Regions from separate parts of the Homo sapiens genome. Here all the other regions are linked to region 3. Evidence: chromatin contacts called from ENCODE Hi-C or POLR2A ChIA-PET data. All regions are on one chromosome and are shown on one strand. Each heading gives the region's core, a stretch centred on a gene start or an enhancer-like site at or near the end of the contact. The rest is flanking DNA. Distances are from core to core; before and after follow the strand shown. Region 1 overlaps DST (dystonin). Region 2 overlaps DST (dystonin). Region 3 overlaps DST (dystonin).

Region 1 (3,924 bases), core at 813-3,312, 35 kb before region 3:
GAGGTAGGGAGAGAAATATACCCGAGTTGGCCTCAACTGACAAGATAATTTTTAATATTAAAAAAAAACCTTATAAATGGTTAATGAACTGAATGAAAACCCTTAAGTGAAAAACAACTATTAAAAGAAATTATATACATGGAAAAGAAGAAAACACTTTTTACACACCAGATTATGACCTAATAGAAATCTATTTTTGTACATGGAGAACACTGGCTTCAAATCAAATTTCTTTACTTCTGACTTTAGTTAAACTTGGTGATATTTTTAGATAGTGTTTACTCCTTTCATCTTATTCCACTCAGAACAGAATTCACATTTAGTTCCATTTCACTGTCTGGTGCTGAGCCATTTATAAAAAACACTGTGTGAGAACATTTACTTTCACTTAAAAAAAATCAAAATATTTCTTTTCAAAGTAAATTTCACTGAATGTGTATACAGAAATGTGTTTAGATGTGTATATAAATCTACACATATCTGAAAGGTCAGAAATATCTTCTAAAAGACAAAACATGAAATGAGATACACAGGCAACTGCAGGAATAATTTGCCCACAATTGCATATGCACTGGCAGATCTTGAGGTGGTGCCAATATGTAGACATCAATTAGTACGATTCCTCCTTCCAGCTAAGACCAGCACATACACTGTAATCCCCTTACCTGCAGTCCATCCTGGTACTGAACGGCAGCCTGCATTGCCTCCTCAAGTTTGTCAATCCGGTCTTTCCAAGCTTTATTTAGAGAATCCCATGCTGAATTTAACTACAAGATGTATGTTAGAATTCTTTTAGTGCCATATTTTAAACTTTCAACTACTGTTAACAAAATATTTTAGTTAACTAAAAACTTTTTAAAAGCCATTCTGATAAGTAAGCCAGTTGTACCTCATCTATACTCTTCTTGACAATGGGTTTATCAGGCTCCCCACATGCCGCAATGAGTTCAGAACCTAGGTTAATAACTATATCCAGCTCCTCCTGTAGTCCATCTATTTCTTCCCTTATGGTCTAGAATAAGAAAATGACAGCCTTAGAATTTTAAGCAAAACCACATCAAAACTTTAAAAAGTACACAACAATATCAATGGTAGTTATTTCTAGAAGGTGGCATTCTAATCATTTTTCTGTTTTCTAAGTTTCTGCAATAAATTTTTTCAACAAGAAATATTTTAAAAGAAAAACAGCACCCTTTTAGTAACAAATGTCAAATGTTTATTATAAAGATATTTAAGAAATGATAAATAAGAAATACCTTAACAAATACCAAAACAAATTTTTAAAAATATCAACAATACTGTAAGGCTTAGAAAGACATTTTGGTTTCCAAACCAATATACATTTAACATAGACAAGTAAAATATAAATCCAAAAACAATACAAATTAATATATTTGTTAGTAGATTTAGAATAATCTAGCTTTGGATTTACATTTTATGTCATTACCCTAGGCAGGACCAGGTAGGACCTGTAAGGTACAAAGATACCACAACAGAAAGGCAGTATCCTACTTTTGCTTTCATCTTCTTGGTTAAATACATTCATTCATTCAACAAACACTGAATAACCATAAACCAAGCCCTAAACCAGGCACTGGGGATACAAAGAAAAATAGATATGGCTATTCCCCTCAAGGGGCCCACACTACAGCAGGAAAGACAGAGGCATAAGCAACAGTAAACCATACTATGTGCAGAGTCCTTTGCATGAATAAAGTATTACGGGAACACAGATGCACTAACTCTGCTAAGTATACAAGAAAAGGTTTTACATGGGGGTAATGATCCAACTGAACCCTGAGTGGACTTTGCCAGTAGAGTGGCAGGAAGGACATTCTAGAGTGAGGAAATAAGATGCGCAAAGGCACTGACGCTAGAAAGAGCAAAACAGTTTGTTTTGGGAAACGCCCTTTCTAATCAGTAGCAGGGAGGGAGTTTGGTAAAGGAGCAAGAGAAAAACATAACTTTGGAAACATAGGCATGAGCTAGGCTGGCATGCAAAAAGCTGCATGCCCTGCTCTAGGGAGTTTGGGCTTGATCCAGATGGCAGGGGATGCCTCTGACGGGGTTTAGGCAGCAACACAGTAAGAGCAGATCTAGAGAGAAGACTGGCAGCAAGGTCAGAGGCCTAGCAAGGAAAAGACAGTCTGCACTTTGGATTACTTTGGAAGCCAAAAAGAAAGAGAGAGATAATAAGGCCCTGAAATAAGGCAAAAACAGTGAGGATAAAGAGAAATTTTTTGTTGTTGTTGTTTTGTGTTTTTGTTTGTCTTCTGAGACAGGGGCTCACTCTGTCGCCCAGGTTAGAGTATAGTGGCACGATCTTGGCTGACTGTAACCTCCACCTCCCAGGTTCAAGTGATTCTCATGCTTCACCCTCGAACTAGCTGGTACTACAGGTGTGTACCACCACGCTTAACTAATTTTTGTACTTTTAGTAGAGACAGGGTTTCGTCATGTTGGCCAAGCTGGTCTCAAACTCCTGGCCTCAAGTGATCCGCCCACCTCGGCCTCCCAAAGTTCTGGGAATACAGGCATGAGCCACCACGCAGGCCTGAGAAATTGTTTTAAACATACAATCTCAAAGTGAAATTTGTGGGTATACTCTATCTCCTACTGTATCACTGCACATTCCATTTTCAGAACCAAATATAAATGTTAACAGAGTAACTCCTAACATTTACCCAAGGAATCTGGATTTCATTATGCCACAACTTATTTTTCTAACTTTAAATGAGATTTTCTGCTTACCTCTGCTGCTTCTTGCTGTTGTTTTACTACTGAAGGATCAATTCCAGGATCTTCCAGGTCCCGGATGAAATCTTGAGTATCTTTAATGGTAACTATCAATGACATGTGATCACACCAGAACTTTTCTGCTAGCTCCATCACATCCAGTAGTTTGGCTTCCCTCTCTTCCACCAGTGTGTGTATGTTCTCCCAAATGAAAACCATTTGGTCAAGCTTATCCTGAACAGCTATGAAGCAAAACAATATCCACAAGGCGACTGGTTAGCCCCACGTAACCAACAAAGCAGAATGTTATAGTTCACACAGAAAGTAGTGATCCAATTTGCTAAGTATCTAAAACTGGACCAAGTTTTGAATGACCCCAGTCCAGTGGATATCAGTGGGTCCAAGAGTCTATGCCAAATAACATAATATCTCTGGGTCTGCTATTCTTGCCAAACCAAGGTTCTTCCTGACAAAAGTGAGCTCAGAGTAGAACCAAGTTTATCAAGTTTCAAGTTCATTAAGGCTATCCTTAATCCCAAAGGGAGTGAAATAATCACCTAGGTACACTTTTATGCTCCCCAAATCAAGAGTAAAATTGTCCGTTCAGTCCCAGGAATGTAACAATGTATGGTATGTACTTTGGGCTTGCTTCTAGAGTACTCTCATTGTGAATTTCCACTACGCACATGCTCTCCCTTTTGACCCTCAGCTCGTATCTCAAAGATGGCTGGCTGTGGTAGTGGTTCCCATTTTTGTGGCTATGTGATGCAGGATCCATGCTATGTAAGGTAGCAGAGTCAGTAATGAGGAAAAAACCCCAGATATGGCCTTATTAGCAATATGCTTCAACCTACTGATTTAAAAGGCCTGAATACACATGGTCTTTGAACATATGGTCTTTATACATGGTCTATGTATAATGGCACGCTTTGTATTCAACCAAATAATTTCACAAACACAGGAAGACATTAACAAGGGATTTGCATACACAGCCCTTCAACCCTAAACACATCACATTTGTAGTATCTTTTTTAAGATGCGGCATTTTGTTATCCAATTGGACGGTGAGTAAACCGCATAAACATTTAGAATGCTTTAAAATTTGTTTCCCTATTCCAAAAGTATTACCTTTGGCAGATATGTCTTTATCAGTCCCCCCAGATCTAGCAATCATTTCCTCTCCCCTCT
Region 2 (4,169 bases), core at 359-2,858, 60 kb before region 3:
GGTGTTAATTAACATAACAAGTCTCCACACATGATGTAATCCATGCTACACTAGAATTAATGATGTATTTCCAGCCTGACTTCAAAAGACAAAATTATTTACTGGTGTTTAAAAGATCCTTTAAAGTTAATAGGAAATGCTGACATCAACACTACATTGAGCGTTACCATTTCAAATTCTTGACTTTTTGAGTCAAAGGTTAAAAAACATTTGTTAAGAGATATTTGGATTACTCTCTGAAGGGTTTTGGCAAGTTTCATGCATTGCCGCAGGAAAGATCTTGATTTGAAAACTCAATAGCCAGATTTAGACTTGGTTAGTTATTCAATAGAATATTGGCTTATGAAATTCATTTTTAAAGTTTTTAATGTATACTATAGGTTTCTTCTAAAAAGGATTTAAAAGGCTCTTGATTAAAAACAGAAGCAGCAGAGGCTTAAAAATAGATTCAAAGATGAGTTATTAAATTACCTGTGTGTCTTGTTTACAAAGGGCAAAATTACTAATTTACAATCCTACGGGTATAATTTTATAAATGCCAAACTGCTCGTTAAAGAGGTTTTATTTTTGAAATCCACATGATAACTGCAACAATCTTGACCAATTTTGGTCAAAAGCCAAAAAGCCTAGATAAATCAATATGCTTCCTTGAGATAGGAAACAGAGTAACTACCTTCCCTGAAAAGGAAACATCAAAAGACAGGTACACATACATGTGTGTGGGTGCATGGGGACATACATATGTAAGCAATGTGGACAGAAGTACACTCTCAAATGTATCAGGTGTTTAAGTATTTCTCAGGAAGGAAAATATTCATGCAGTTGATATTTGTAATCCCGAGTCTATTTTCCCTGCTTTGATTTTCTAATTTAGCTTTACATAGCATTTATATATTACTCACTTTATGCTGATCAATGAGAGTCCGGAGAGCATCCTCATCATCTGGGAGGACACCATGGAAACGCAGGGTTTGCTCCGCCTCAGCCAGCCACTCCAAGAGGGCATGTACCACCGAGTGGAATTCCTCTGCCTAAGAGTTCACACACACACACACCCCAAACAAAATTCCCAAATATGCCTGTTAGCACAATTTACAAAACTGTATAGTGGATTCATCCCTTCAATGAAAAAAAAAAAGTTTTAAATTTAATTGCTTCATTACTCCCATTAAGAAGATAGAGATACACATATTTTACAAGAAAACACTTAATATATTAAAAAAAAAGCCTATATGAAGAAAAATTTACCACTTTAACAACTTGATTTTAGATGAATGGCAGTCCATCATACTTCCAAGCTGAGACATTACTCACGCAGCACTTGTATGTGAAGATTAGAATGCCTCCCTCTAGCAGTAATTTAAATTCATGAGGGAGGGTGGGAGAAGGATCAAGGCAATGTTGCTATTAGAATTTCCTTCTTCAGACTGTCCTGATTGAGACACGAGGGCCTCACAATTTTTTACTAGAATAGTTCTTGTTGAGGTTTCAATACTTTTCCCATTACACCCAGCTCTCATTTACATGGTTTTTACCTGACGCAGGGCTGCTTCTAACCGTGTTTGCTTTGATATAGAAAGTGCACACACGGTCTCCCAGCGTGTGCTTAATTCCTGCATCTGGACCTTGACCCAGGAGGAGTCATCCCGACTGCCTTCTATGAGTTCTCGGGCTGAGCGCTTCAGGGCCTGCACACTGCTGGTCCTCTTCCCCAACTCTTTTTGGAAGGCCTAAGAAGACCATATTTTGAAAAATTAATTTTAATTACAAAACCAAAACAGCAACACATACTGTTTGAGATATATATGTGCACATAACATCATGTAAAGATATCTAAGACCTACAGTTTAATAACCATATTTCTGGCAGCATCTTCAGAAGATAAATGACACACTGCTCCTATTTGAGCACCATCAAGAAGAGTCTTGTATAAATTTGTTCAGTCCTGTCACATTCTCATGAGAAAACAAGATAAGATTATCTTATTTTAAAATGACATATTGGATTTAAATAATGGCAGCCAGCCTTCATTATTTCAATTTCATAAAACAATGCAACAAATTCCTTTTCTTAATGATTCTTTAATATGGTGTCCCAATTTCTCTCAAATCACTAGTGTGAATGTCAAGTGGATGCTGGCTTTGGCACTACTCTAAGAGATGTATCTAAGAACCTAACAGAGGACTAAGCAATCTTGATGTGTGTACCACGGATGTCTTAGAGATAATGGCAGGGAATTCCATAGGAAGTTGGCAGATGGTCTTTTATTCCTATAACACTCCTTGGTCTTTCATAATATCTTAGGTACTAACTCATAATGTCAAATTTTAGAGGCTTAAATCCTTGTCTTTCACCTTAGAGGAAAAGCTTCTGGGTTTGCTTTTTTTTTTTTTTTTTTTTTTTTTTTTTTCCTGCCTAATTTTGACAAACTGATGTGCCAGGAATTAAATTCATTTATTTTGGCCACAGACTGATCTAAGAAGTGAGCCCAGAGCTCTTTATTTTTGATCCAAGAGTCTGTGTATGCAACTAGATCTTTCAAACATTAATAACCAACATTCTGTCACAATAAAATTAATGTGTTTTTAAAAAAATCATCATAAATGAATATTACCATTTGGCCATATCTATAGGTTTCTATTCTGATACTCAGATCATTCACAAAAGTGAGCCTATCACAAAAGTGATTATTTGACTGATTCAACTCTAACAGTTAAAATGAGATGTGCCTGCAGAAAGACACAAACACACACGTATACACCAATACACACATTCACACACACACAAGCACACATGCAAATGGTACAGTATCTAAATATCCCATTTATGATAGGACTAGTCCAATAGTTTTCAGAAGACTTTCCAAAGCATTTTTACATACTTGAACTTCTTGAGCCTTCCAGTTGTATTACTAATGCTAAATGATTAATTCATTCTTGATGACCTTTAATATATAAAAGATCTGGCAATTACCTAGAGTAGTAAATATTTAGACAGTGAGTTTACAGAAATGGCATTTATGTAAAAAGTAACATTACGCTATTCATTACTCATTGAATAAATGCCAGGAAATAGAGAAGTTTGTATTAACCATACACAAAACATTTATTTCAATATAAGCAAAGCCATGTGATTTTTAAATTTTTAACTTTTGTAGACTTGACCAATGTTCTTTATTTATTCTTTTATTTTATTTTAATTTAGTTTGTTTCACTTTTCAGGTGTAACAAACTCTCTTATGGGTATAATGATAGAATAGAAAGAAAAAAGGAAAAATAAATATGTAATAAGACTTTTAAAAAGAATGGTAAGATCAAAATAGCATAACCAATATAAAGAGAACATTATAAATGGAATAAGTTTTCTGAACTCAGATACTAGAGAGAAGAAATACAAGATGAATTTAAGTAGAGTGATGTAAGACATTTTTATATAAAGTCAACTCCAATACAACTATTCTACATTAGTACTATGCTTCATATTGTTTCCAAGGCTAAGTTGCTTTATATCATTTGGTCATTATTTTGGACCTTACACTTAGTTGGACACCTTGAATATTACCTTTGATTTACATGACATGACAGTTTTACATGCATATCAGGAGATTTCAAGGAAGCCAGTTTTCTCGAAGTAAATAATAATCAAATCCCTTATAGCATAAGCTGCTGACTCATAAACTGCTATAATTCAAGGGGCAAGGTTAAAACAGTTTTGGTTCGGTATTTTTAAAAGCAGTTGGTCATGACCACCATGGGTCATGTCACAAATCTACATACTTATGCAATGACTTAGTGTCAGGTCACTGAATGAATGATTTTAAATTTTATTACATAATTGTTTAAGTGCATAACTAAAGATAGTAAAACATTCTTGAAATCTGTTTTAAAGCACCAGAGAATGAAATCACTTTCCAAGTTCTAAAAAGGTTTTAGATCTGGTAATTAAAAGCAAAAGTATTTCACTGACACTAAATAATACTTCCCCATCACTTTTAAAGTTTGCTTCCAGGTTCTGCTCAAACGGACACATATTTCAACAATAAAGACTGTTATGTAGTATGATCTATAGTCTTCTGATTTTAAAAGGCTAATTTAAATGGTTTACATTTCCTGTACACTCAGAATAATCAAACAAGATAAAATAAAATGTCCCAGATAACAATACCTTGT
Region 3 (3,827 bases), core at 1,296-3,795:
TCCAATATTCCTGCCTGGGCCCCTGTTTTTCTGGGTGCTGCTTTCTTTCTTGCTGATACGAATTTCAGGGAGAACTTCTTATAGAGCATTTCGCTCTCCTGGGCAGAAAGAGGAGCCTCCACTTCCTCTTTAGATGCAATGTTGCATTCTCCTGAATCATATTGTGTCAAAAGTGTCACATTTTCTACTAAGCTGGTGCTACCACAATCTACATCACTCTCCCCTAGATCTGTGTGAGAGAGATCTAAATCTTGAGGGGAATCCTTCAAGAGTTCCCTACTTTGTGCTGTGATTTGGGATTCTCCAGGTCCGTATGTTTCGTCCTCTTCTCCAAGGTTAAAAATATGCTCATTTTCTCTATTTCTTGGCATAATTAATGGGTCACACTTCACAGGGCTCTCTTTCAAATTATTCTGCAGGCAACAATTTTCATCGTGGATTTCCCTTTGACCATTTACATGTTTTGCTTCCTCTAGTGGAGAAACATCATGTAAAATCATTTTGAAATTTTCATCAGGGTGGGCACTTTGACATGAAAGCAGTGGGATTTTCTGTTCGCTAATGGAATTAACAGAAAAAAATGGTCTGTATTGGTCTGTTACAAGAATATCTTCAGTAGAAGACAAACTTTTAATTCGTGACTGGTCTCCAGTTAAAATGCCCTGTTTTTCTTCCCTCTCTGCTGGAGGGCTACATAAACCAGAGTCATCCTCCTCCGAAGTGAGAGAATTAGTACCCCATCTGCACTTGCTGGCCTTGGTAACAGCATCTGACATATCAGCAGGTTCAACAAAAGAGCTTTCACTTTTGTTTGCATAATCCATAAAATTGGCCGGGACAAACATTCGCCATGACCGTCTATGCTCTTTCTTTTCCGCATGAGATTTGGCTTTAGGTAATCCTGTGGTTCGAATGATATCACTATTTAGTTTGAGTGCATCAAAGATCATCTTTTCATCTAGTTTGTTAGCTTCCCGACCTCTCAGCTCAAATACACTGGAAGAAGTAAGGGCACCATTAGAGCATAAAGAACTAACATCCAGTGTTCTGTGACTGTAGGGTAAAGTTCGATCTGTAAAATGCCTGGAAGATAGACTACCTTTTGAACCAGAGTCTATCTGTTCATTTAGTCTAACAGTATCATAGATTGACCGCTGTGGGACGTAACAGTCTTCGATATTTAGGTCCTCCTCTTCTTCACCCTTCCCTACACATGGGGGATTCTGACGTAAACAGTCTGGTCTGCTGAGTGGCTTCCCCATTTTGCAGATAGTTAAAACAAATATTGCAGCTCTTGACACAGATAAGAAATAAGATAAAGCATCTTCCAAAAAAGTATACTTCTGAACAGAGCTATGGAGTGTCTTTAGCATAAAGACACATGCTCAAATAATATATTTCATAATACATGAGGTGTTTAAGGTCATCAGCAGTGCATCAGTATAAATGCAACTATCCTTTTACCTGGTTGATTTTAGGATGATTCTAAACAATAAAGTGCATCAATAACAGAGAACAAAAATCTCCTTTGTCCACCTTTCCCAGCTCCCAAAGTCCCCGTTCACACACTCCAAAACACAGAAAATAAACAAACACACACTTAACAGTGGCTCAAACACTCAGAACATTCCATTGTCAGTCCATTTCCCTTTTTAGTCTGATATTTCCAGATTAAAATTTCCAAATGAGCAAGCATTTTAACAGCCTGAATGTTAATTTCGGCAGAGCTCTGGTTAACTGTAATCCACTTAAAGATGGCTTGCAGAACTCCACCATTCTGGTAAATAAACCATGCTCCAGAAATTTAAAAGACAAACACAGGGACCTGGTATTGTTCACATCAAGGCACAGAACAAATCTTCAGAGAAAAATAAGTTAAGTCTAACGTTATGAGAAAGTTACATTTTTCTTTTACTTTTTTTTTTTGGAGGGGGGAGTAGCTATAAATAAACTTGATTGAAAAGGCAGGTTTTCTTCCTGTTTTAAGCTTCTTCAATGCTATTCAGAACTACTCAAAGGAAGAAAGAAAAAAACACCAGACTTTTAGACACCCAGGGCAGTACAATCCAGCAACCGTTTAAAGTAAACAGAAAGCATGGTGTACTACTAAGCTTCTTTAAAAAAAAAAAAAAAAAAAAAAAAAAAGCCATTTCCAAAGATTCTTATCTGGTCCTCCTTAGGAAGGCTTATTCCACCTGAGGCAATTGCAGCAACGAAGAGCTCCGCGGCTTCCTCTAAGGCACAGGCAGCGTAATTCACATTGAGCAGAAAACCCAGGGACTACATTAGCCTTTGAAACTGAACCAAGTTCTGTGGCCGCGGTATGGCCTTCATTTCAGCTGGGGCTAGAGAGAGACGGTGGCGGTGGAGGCAGCAGAAAGAACTCCGGAAGGGAGCTCCGGGGCTGTCCGCGGCTCCTCAGGGCAGCACGGTGCCGGGCAGGCATGCTCTCCAGCCAGGGCGCTTGCAGCAACGCCCTCTCTCTTCAGGCACCATCTGCTGCGTCTCTGGGCCTGCCGGGCGTTCCGGAGCCGCAGCTCTCTACCACTTCGGTGCTACGCCCTCCCGTGACTTAACTTCGCAGTCATCTTTCGCTTCTTCCCGGGAGTCGGCGAGCGGTTTCAGTGGGAGGTACCTCGAAGCCGAGAGGCTGCAATGTAACAGCTTGTGGTGACATCAGCGCAAAGCAGGCCGAGTCCGGCCACTGGGGAGAGGGACAGCTCAGGTTCAAACACCGCGGAAACCCCGCCGACTACTTCAAAATGGGAGGGGATCCGTAGGGCTTGCGGAGGCAGAACCTGGCACCGGGAGATCCGCGAAGAAATTATTTTGTGAAGGTCCAGAGACCGCACTCATTTGAATACTAAATGGGAAAAGGGGGGCTACATAGGTCCCTATCCTTCAGTTGAAACCGCACTTTTACACTGAAGAATCTGATGCTTCAGCAGTATCTGCGATGCAAAGTGCAGATCACTTTGAAGTCGAGAGTGTTTTGCCGTTCCCTTTTGAAGCCCAAGTTCAAATCTAACTGTTCTCCAGAGTAAAGTATTCCTACCAGTGAGGGGCTCTCAGCACTGCTGACATGAATATTAGTAGTTACTAATAACCATACAGTACTCTTGAGGTTAACACAAGGCCCAAGAGTGGTACTCACTGACTCCAGATATTTAATAAACAAAATCACCTCCACAGATTTTTATCTACTGAACACCCTTCTAAAAATACTGTTTGAAAATAAATTCAGCAAGCCAACTCTTAGTCTTTGTAGGAAATTTAATAGTTTTATTTAAATAAAATCTAAACATTCTCTATTTTACAAAATAAGAAACATCGTCAGAGTGTCAGTTACAAATGAAGCGGTCTTTCTTCAATCTCATAAAATAATCATTTGAACATGAACAAAACTGTGCTAACTCCAAATGAAGAAGGCAGTTCTAGTAAAAACAACTTTATACTTTCTTTGTTAATTTTACAGAAAAGATGTGGGAGGAAACTTTTGTGCCTTTAATGAGAAAACGTTATCTCAATATTCATTCGATAAATCTAAGAGTTGAATCTTTTTTAAAAAAATCTTTTCATAATGAAAACTCTATCGGTAACTCATCCATTCAACAATTATTAGATTATTAGATGCAACTCAGTATGTGGCCATCATTAAGTTGACTAGATATATGACTATCTATAAAGAAAAAGAGATTTAAAAATATCCATCCACATCACAATATCAATGCCAATTTTTCATGTTCAAGACGTGAAATATTTCAACAAGCACCTGATTCTGTGGTGTTCAAGCACACAGGCTGTAATAAGGCACTGATAAGAGAAAG

The links. A loop is a pair of places that touch in the nucleus more often than their neighbours do. ChIA-PET counts read pairs that join two places held with the same protein, here RNA polymerase II (POLR2A). Pooled maps may share reads with other maps.
Region 1: a map of tibial artery shows a loop between it and region 3 (9-fold over the local background). The contact joins two enhancer-like sites. A Hi-C loop is called at or near these places in 28 of 168 maps with a recorded cell type or tissue (Caco-2, HepG2, K562 and 17 more) and 22 of 50 pooled maps. POLR2A ChIA-PET finds 5 or more read pairs at or near these places in 9 of 52 experiments (Caco-2, H1, HEK293 and 6 more).
Region 2: a loop to region 3 is called in a map of HepG2, with 7 times the contacts of the local background. The contact joins two enhancer-like sites. A Hi-C loop is called at or near these places in 24 of 168 maps with a recorded cell type or tissue (HepG2, K562, PC-3 and 12 more) and 10 of 50 pooled maps. POLR2A ChIA-PET finds 5 or more read pairs at or near these places in 12 of 52 experiments (AG04449, BJ, Caco-2 and 8 more).

Annotation. Positions count from the first base shown.
Region 1 is chr6:56,505,778-56,509,701 of GRCh38, forward strand. It overlaps DST (dystonin), which reads right to left. Exons shown (of 104, transcript NM_001374736.1): 74 at 3,865-3,924; 75 at 2,752-2,978; 76 at 890-1,012; 77 at 666-767. Among named protein-coding and RNA genes, the nearest start is that of COL21A1, 260 kb to the left of the region's middle. Within about 2 kb of position 2,063, at least 6 of the 41 ENCODE cell types and tissues checked have a DNase peak (open chromatin) inside an H3K27ac peak, as active enhancers do; they include ascending aorta, heart right ventricle, left ventricle myocardium inferior and 1 more, where a contact is called at or near this core.
Region 2 is chr6:56,481,148-56,485,316 of GRCh38, forward strand. It overlaps DST (dystonin), which reads right to left. Exons shown (of 104, transcript NM_001374736.1): 88 at 4,165-4,169; 89 at 1,536-1,730; 90 at 903-1,031. Among named protein-coding and RNA genes, the nearest start is that of COL21A1, 240 kb to the left of the region's middle. Within about 2 kb of position 1,609, at least 3 of the 41 ENCODE cell types and tissues checked have a DNase peak (open chromatin) inside an H3K27ac peak, as active enhancers do; they include transverse colon, where a contact is called at or near this core.
Region 3 is chr6:56,540,311-56,544,137 of GRCh38, forward strand. All of the region lies in intron 61 of DST (dystonin), which reads right to left. Among named protein-coding and RNA genes, the nearest start is that of COL21A1, 290 kb to the left of the region's middle. RefSeq lists enhancers at 1,881-2,646, 2,351-2,770. Within about 2 kb of position 2,546, at least 40 of the 41 ENCODE cell types and tissues checked have a DNase peak (open chromatin) inside an H3K27ac peak, as active enhancers do; they include ascending aorta, heart right ventricle, left ventricle myocardium inferior and 2 more, where a contact is called at or near this core.